2 separate regions of the Homo sapiens genome follow, and region 2 is linked to region 1. Evidence: chromatin contacts called from ENCODE Hi-C or POLR2A ChIA-PET data. All regions are on one chromosome and are shown on one strand. Each heading gives the region's core, a stretch centred on a gene start or an enhancer-like site at or near the end of the contact. The rest is flanking DNA. Distances are from core to core; before and after follow the strand shown. Region 1 holds the start of TILAM (TGF-beta induced lncRNA activating myofibroblasts). Region 2 holds the start of PDK2 (pyruvate dehydrogenase kinase 2).

Region 1 (3,785 bases), core at 478-2,977:
GGAGGCTGCGGCAGAAGAATCGCTTGAAACCAGGAGGCAGAGGTTGCAGTGAGCTGAGATCGTACCACTGCACTCCAATCTGGGCAACAACAGCAAAACTCCATCTAAAAAAAAAAAAAAATTACAGCTCTCGGTAGTGTTTGAAGAAGCACTTTGCACCTCCTCATTGACAATGCCCCAGGAAGGGCTTATGCTCATTCTGTTGTGAGGGGAAGCCCCTTGCTGGGGCTTCCCCCCTGGCTGGGAAGTGGTAAAGCTGTGAATAGATCCCATGTCTGCCTGGCCTGGCCACAAAGCTAGTGCTCCTCCCACTCTCCAATACCACCTGCCACCCTCACTGTCACCAGCCCAGAAGCACCCCCTGCACACACCATATCCCCAGTGAGCACACATGCATGTCACAGACAGGAAAATCACACTCATGTAGTACCTGCACGACACAGGCTAAGGGCTTTTTGGTGTTTCCTGTGTGCCAGGCCCTGTTGTAAGTTCCGTGTAGGCATGAGCTAGATGCAAGGCCGCAACAATCCTAGGATGTAGGTTCCTTTCAATATTCTTATCCTCATTTTACAAATGAGGAAACTGAGGCTCAGAGAGGTTAAGTAATTTGCCCAAGGTCACACAGCTAGGAAGTTGCAGAGCTGAGATTTGAACGCAGGCTTTAACCACTGTGCTATGGCCCATTCTCTAATATTGATTGCATGCTACTCATTCAGTCAGTCATCAACTATTACTGACTGCTGTGTTGTGCCCAACTCTGCACAGGCCCCCGGGACGGCTCTTCCCTGCCCCCTCCTCCTGACCCAGCCTGGTGTGTACCACATGGTAGATGGGGGCTGTACCTGCTCTCACTCTCCTTCTTTTCCAGAGTTCCTCCTCCCCCACAAGCTGGCACATGTGGATATTGGCTCTGTTTTGCCTTTGACCCCTAGTGAAAGAAAATACTGAGGTAACGCCTGACTGGGGAGCATGGACACAGGGAGATGCAAATGGGGTGCCAGCTGGGGCCAGGGCAGGGGTGGGGGATAGGGTAGGGGGTGAGGGGAGGTCTGGGAGCAGGAATCTCTCTTCGCTTCTGCCTGCATTTTTATCATATACTAATATCTATTCTTTTTCCTTTTTTTTTTTTTTTAGACGGAGTCTCGCTCTGTCGCCCAGGTTGGAGTGAAGCGGCTAGATCTCAGCTCACTGCAACCTCTGCCTCCCAGGTTTAAGCAATTCTCCTGTCTCAGCCTCCAGAGTAGCTGGGACTACAGGCGCATGCCACCATGCCCTACTAATTTTTTGTATTTTTAGGAGAGACAGGCCTTCACCATGTTGGTCAAGCTGGTCTCGAACTCCTGACCTCAGGTGACCCACCGGCTTCAGCCTCCCAAAGTGCTGGGATTACAGGCATGAGCCACCGCGCCCAGCCTCATATCTATCTTTATCACTCCATTTCAGATCTTCTTCCATATATGGCTCTGTGTGTCTCCTGTCCTTCCCTGTCTCCTCACTGCTTTTCAGCTGGTAGACCCCTGTGGGGACAACAGATCAGAGCTTGGTCACCAATATGGACATCTAGGTCTGAGCAGGGCCCACTCCCCGGGGGCGCATCAGCTCCATCCCGGCACCCTTTACACTGGCCTTCTCTTCACAAAGGACCACAGGTCATCCTCAAGCCTTCCTCCCAGGCTATCCTTGTCCCTGAATACTAATGTCTAAAGGTCAGCCCAGCTACCAGCAGTGTGCATGTGATGTGTCCCATCTCCCCTTCGGATTGGAGGAAGAAGCTGTGTCCCTCCCATCAGACAGACGGTCTCCTTAAAGGTAGGCATTGCGTCCACTCGTTCAGACAGAGAGCTCTCTGAAGTCAGGGAGTGTGTCTCCCATACCAGATTGGGGTTCTTTGAGGGTATAACGTAGGTTTTCCCATCAGACTAGGAGCAGGCCTGTGTCACCTCCTTCCTCTAGATTCTCCTGGTCTCCAGCTTGGGCTCTGCTGGAAAGAAGAGGAAGTATTTAGCAAGGGTGAAGGTATGATGCCCTCCCCACCATCCGTCTCTCCCTCCAAACCTGTTCAAACTGGAACTTTAACATTCACCCCCAATCCAGTAAGCTCAACTTCCTTGAGTCCCTCTTCAGTCCTGTCCTCTCTTTCCCAGATGGGTTCTTACTTCCCTGAGGCAACCAGAGATAAGAAAAGACCAGAATATGAATATCCAGCATTCCACAAAGAATCCTACAGGCAGGGATATTGCCCAATCACCAGTGCCTCGCATCCCAGTTCTATCCAAGATCCAAGCTTGATATCCTCCTGAAAGACTTCCTGAATCAGGTCACCAACATGGACATCTGAACTTCCAGAATCAGGTCACCGTCTTTCTTCTCATCTCTGGATGTATTTGGAGCTCATTTGTCTGACGGTTTTTGAATGCTATCTTTTAAAAATAAACTTTTACAATTTGGGTTTAATAATTCTAGATTTATAGAAAAGTTGAAAAGAAAGTACAGAAAGTTCCCATATATCCCTTATCCAGTTCTCTTAATGTTAACCTCCTACATCATCATGGAACATTTGCCAAAATGAAGATGTCAACACTGGTGCTTTGCTGTGAACTAAACTCCAGACTTTATTCGGATTTCATGAATTTTTCTCCTAAGGTCCCTTTTCCGTTCCGGCATTCCACCCAGGATATCACATTGCATTTGGTGTTTGTGTCTCCTTGGTCTCCTCTGGTTCTTGAGAGTTTCTCAGTCTCTCCTTGTTTTTCGTGACTGAAGTTTCAAGGAGTACTGGTCAGGTATTCCATAGAATGTCCTACTGTTAGCTTTCAGCAGTAAAAGCCTTTCCACAAACAAAACCTTCTGCAGAGTCCTAATCTGTGAACAGACAAGAATGGAGTTGCCATGGTCACAGCAGTGATGAGAAATGATCCCCTGAATATGAATCTCCATGAAACCCCCCGAGAATTATAAGAAACCCCCAGGATACCATGGAACCAAGTTTGAAAACCATTAATTTAGGCCAAGCTCTGTTCAGTACTTGGTTTTGAGCTATAAAACCCTAGACAGGGAATTATAAACTAGATCTTAGATCTTACATACTTCTGGTGACAGGGCCACCACAGTTTTTTTGTTTTTTGTTTTGTTTTGTTTTTTGAGGCAGAGTCTAACTCTGTTGCCCAGGCTGGAGTGCAGTGGCACAATCTCAGCTCACTGCAAACTCCGCCTCCCAGGCTCAAGCGATTCTCCTGTCTCAGCCTCCTGAGTAGCTGGGATTAGAGGTGTGTGCCACCATACCCAGCTAATTTTTGTATTTTTAGTAGAGATGGGGTTTCACCATGTTGGCCAGGCTGATCTCGAACTCCTGACCTCAGGTGATCCACCCAAGTCGGCCTCCCAAAGTGCTGGGATTACAGGCGTGAGCCATGGCGCCTGGCTGCATTGGTCTACTCTTCAGATGACATCATGTTAATTGGACCAGAAAAGTGCCAAGGAGCCTTGGTAAGTGCATGCATTCCAGGGGATGGGAAGAAAAAAACTCCTACAAAGATTTAGTGTCTTACTAACATCAGTGAGATCTTTAGTGGTTTGGTAGTCAGAAGCATGACTAGACATCCCCTCCAAAGAAAAGGAGAAATTCTTGCCCAGCAGATAAGAAAGCTCATCTGGTAGGCCTCCTCAGACTCTGGAGAAAACATATTCTACCTTTGGGAATATGTTTTACAGGTGACATTAAAGGCTGTCAAATTTGAATGAGACACAGAGCAAGAAAGAGCTGTTCAACAGTTCCAGGTGTGGTG
Region 2 (3,785 bases), core at 791-3,290, 120 kb before region 1:
CTCTCTTAAGGGGTCTTGTGGATTCCCAGTCTGGATGACAGTGACCCAGACTGCGAATATTTGCTAAGACCAGGAGATCTAAGGAGCCCTTGAAGGGAGCCTATAACCCAGCTTGGCAGGATCAAGGAAGGCTTCCAGGAGGAAGGGATGACTAAGCAGCTGAGACCTGAAGAATGGGCAGGTGAAGGTGGGAAGAAAGAATGATCCAGACAGAAGAGATGCATTTGCAGTGGCTTAGAGATTAGAGGCTGGTTCAAGGCAGCAGACAGGTATGGCTGGGAGCTGCATGGGGGAATGTAGAGAGAGGAGTCTGGAGAATTAAGCAAAAGTCAATCGACTTGTGACAACTGGAAAGGCTCCAGTAAGAAGAAGAGAGCCATTGATGGCCTAGCACAGTGCCTCATACCTGTAATCCCTGCACTTTGGGAGGTTGAGGCGGGCAGATCACTTGAGGTCAGGAATTCAAGACCAGCCTGGCCAACATGGTGAAACCCTGTCTCTACTAAAATTACAAAAATTAGCCAGGCATGGTAGTACATGCCTGTTATCCCAGCTACTTGGAAAGCTGAGACAGGAGAATCGCTTGAACCTGGGAGGAGAAGTTTGCAGTGAGCCAAGGTTGTGCCACTGCACTCCAGCTTGGACGACAGAGGGAGACTCAATCTCAAAAAAAAAAAAAAAAAAAAAAAAAATAGCCCATTGAAAGGCTGTGAGCAAGGAAGTAATAAGGTCAGATTTGCAGTTGAGAATGATCCCTGAGTCTCGGTTTTCTTATCTATGAAATGAGGCTAAGAATAATAAAATAGAGAATTAAATGAGATAATGCCTGTAAACAGTGCCTGGCATATAGCTTATTATTCATCCAGCTAAGAGGCCCTTCCATATGTGAAGCTTTGCTCTGTGAGGTCTGTATTACAATCACATTCAGTTATAGCTAATTATTTACTTATGTAGCTATCTCTGAAACTTAGAAATGAAATCATCGAGGAAAAAGGCCATTTCTTGATCCTGTCTGTGTTCCCTGTTCCCAGCATAAAGCCTAACACGTATTAGGCTAATGTCACCGAGCAAAGAAAGCATCAAAGTGGCGGGTCGGGCCCTAAACCCACGATGGGAGATACCACATTCGGCCACAAGAGGGCGCGTCACATTTTCTCCAAGAGAAGCTGGGCCGCTGATGAAGGACGGGCTCCGGGCCTCCCAGAGACACTTCACCTCCTGGGATCTTGCTCTAAGGAAGCCCGGTGCGAAGGAGGTGGCTTTCTCAGGTGGTCGCGCTAGATGTCCAAGGCTTTATGTTCGGTCAGATGAGCTGTATAATAAAATGAAAGTGTTAACTGGCATGGACGATAGCTGCTGCCTCCACCGCCACTAGTAGTGATGGTTTTTACTCTGGATGTTTTTCAGTTGGAAAAGCAAACTCCGCCTTTTCCTGAGCCGCTTGGATCTTTGTGGAAGCGGGTGGGCTGCATATATACAGGACGGATTCGTATAGGCTTGCACCCTGGTTCCGAATTTTGCAAATATTCGCAGTCTGGGTCACTGTCATCCGGACTGGGAATCCCCAAGACCCGTTAAGGGAGGATAGGTAACGATCATGACAGGTGAAACAGGTACCTTTGAGTTGGAGAAAAGGGATTGGTTGAAAGCTACCTAGACAACTCTGGAAAGGAAGGGTTAAAAGGAGCCTGCAGGTGAAGGAGATGCGAGGGGGTAGCAAGGGAAAGGCAGGCGTGGAAGAGGAAGCGAAAGGGCTGGCGGGGCTCTGGGAAGGAAGGGGTTAACCCGGGCTTCGCCCCGCGGAGGAAAGGGAGGAGTGAACACAGGGGAGGTGGGAACTCGGCGCGGCCTCCCCAAAACAACAGGCCGCCCCGGCAAAGCGTGGGTTAAGGGGGCGGGCCCGGGGGAAGCCACGTGCCGGGGCGGAAGGCTATTGGTTCGCCCGGAGTTGTTTGTGAGTGGCCATTGGCGACGTCGAGGCGCCATGACGAGCCGATTGGCTGGGCGTTGGAATGCCCGCCAGGGCAAGGGTAGGGAGGAGGCGGCCGAACCGCGTCGCTGGGCCGAAAGGTGCGCGAGCGCTGCCCGCGCGGGGACCACAACCAAAGTCGCGGCCGCCGCAGCCATGCGCTGGGTGTGGGCGCTGCTGAAGAATGCGTCCCTGGCAGGGGCGCCCAAGTACATAGAGCACTTCAGCAAGTTCTCCCCGTCCCCGCTGTCCATGAAGCAGTTTCTGGACTTCGGTACGGAGTGGGCGGGAGGCGGCTGGCAGCGGAGGCCGGCGGGGCGCTGGGAGGGGCAGCCGGGGGCTAGGGGGACGGAGGAGAAGAAAGGCCCCGAGTGACAGAGAAGGGTTGTTTGGAAAGGTACAGGCAGGAAAGAGTTAATGGGGAAGCAGGAACCGGCCGGGGCCTCTCGACGGGGCTGCTGATGGGAATGGGGGGCATTTACAAGGACGGTCCCGAGGTTTCTTCGTGGGCCTCATGAAGGGTCTTGAAGAGTAAGGGGCAGTGAAGCTGTGATGTTACTGCAGGAAGGGAGTAGGGTGGTATCCAGACGCGAAAGGGTTAATGGGAGTTGTCCTCATGACTGGAGGAGTAGGGGCCCCTCCTCCCACCAGAGGAAACCGGGGGTCTGCTGGTGGGAGTGAGGAGGCAGGGTTTAGAGGTGCAGCCATCTGTAGAGAGACCTGGACTGGGCATGAAGGGTCAGACACCCCTGGGCAGAGGGTGAGATTAAGCCAGGGGCAGTTGGGGAAGGGGGCTCTTTCAGAAGATGCCATTGGGAGACAGTGCCCTGACTGGTAGACATCCACCCACAGAAGGAGCTGGACCCTAGCTGCCCCAGTGGGCAAGGACACTTGAAGATCAAATCTGTTCCGGCCTGGCAGCCTCTCCCCAGCTGGGCAGGGGCCCCAGGCACCGTGATGTGGAGTCAAGCCGCCTATACCTCCCTTGGCTGCCCCAGGGCTGCTAGGTCAGGATCGCCCACTACCAGCAACCTGGGGGTGGCCCTGGGGCAGGAGGGAGGCTGTGCCAACGTGGCAGCTGAAATGGGCATTGTGTGGGCCCTGTCTGTCTATGTGGTATTTCCATGGTGCCAGCTGGGGACTGGGGGTGGGGGGCAGTCTCTCAAGAGTTGAGTTGATAGTGCCTAGCTTGGGTTGCAGCTGCGTCAATGATGGGACGGGAACAGAGAGGTGGCAGCCGAGACATAAGGCACCTGTTCCTCAGGACTTGTCTGCCTGCACCCCTGCCCTGCCTGAGTCTTGAGCCTCCCCCATGTAGGAAAGCCTCCTGGGCCCACCCCTAGCCCCCAGCAGCTGTCCCCACAAACTGCACCCTAATTACAGAAACATCACAGCTGTGAGGGGCTCACAGTAGAGTTTGGTCAACTTGTAGTACTATGGGGGAAACTGAGACCTTCAAAAGGATGATGGCATGGCCTGGGTGACAGAGTTGGAAGCAGAGCCTGATGGACTGGAACCCAGGGCCCCTGACCCTGGGCCAAGGCCATATTCGGTCCCCCACCCTTTCCATCTTGACACCAGACAAGGACCGAGGCATTTGGACTCCTGTTCTCAGGCCCGTTTGCCCCATGGATGGGCATTAAGACACAGCAGCCCCACATGGGCATTCAGGCCAGGCTGGGTGAGGTGGGCTGGCCAGAGACAACACTGGGAGCCTGCAGTGGTGGTCTAGCCATAGCCCCCCTCAGCCAGAGCCCAGTCCTAGGTAGGGATGGGTTTCCCAGGCTCCTTTGTCCCCTGGAATCAGCCCCTCAAA

The links. A loop is a pair of places that touch in the nucleus more often than their neighbours do. ChIA-PET counts read pairs that join two places held with the same protein, here RNA polymerase II (POLR2A). Pooled maps may share reads with other maps.
Region 2: a pooled map shows a loop between it and region 1 (4-fold over the local background). The contact joins the promoter of PDK2 here to the promoter of TILAM in region 1. A Hi-C loop is called at or near these places in 7 of 168 maps with a recorded cell type or tissue (CD8-positive, alpha-beta T cell, Right ventricle myocardium inferior, endothelial cell of hepatic sinusoid and 2 more), 3 of 37 single-sample maps with no recorded cell type and 23 of 50 pooled maps. POLR2A ChIA-PET finds 5 or more read pairs at or near these places in 5 of 52 experiments (AG04449, AG04450, BJ and 2 more).

Annotation. Positions count from the first base shown.
Region 1 is chr17:50,212,967-50,216,751 of GRCh38, forward strand. It overlaps TILAM (TGF-beta induced lncRNA activating myofibroblasts), which reads left to right and starts at 1,728. Exons shown (of 3, transcript NR_110806.1): 1 at 1,728-1,809; 2 at 1,954-2,016; 3 at 2,145-2,454.
Region 2 is chr17:50,093,311-50,097,095 of GRCh38, forward strand. It overlaps PDK2 (pyruvate dehydrogenase kinase 2), which reads left to right and starts at 2,041. Exons shown (of 11, transcript NM_002611.5): 1 at 2,041-2,243. The coding sequence starts at 2,126. LOC124904024 (a long non-coding RNA gene) reads left to right here. Exons shown (of 2, transcript XR_007065837.1): 1 at 1-269; 2 at 1,032-1,343. RefSeq lists enhancers at 1,200-1,409, 2,441-2,956, 2,957-3,472 and a silencer at 1,790-1,909.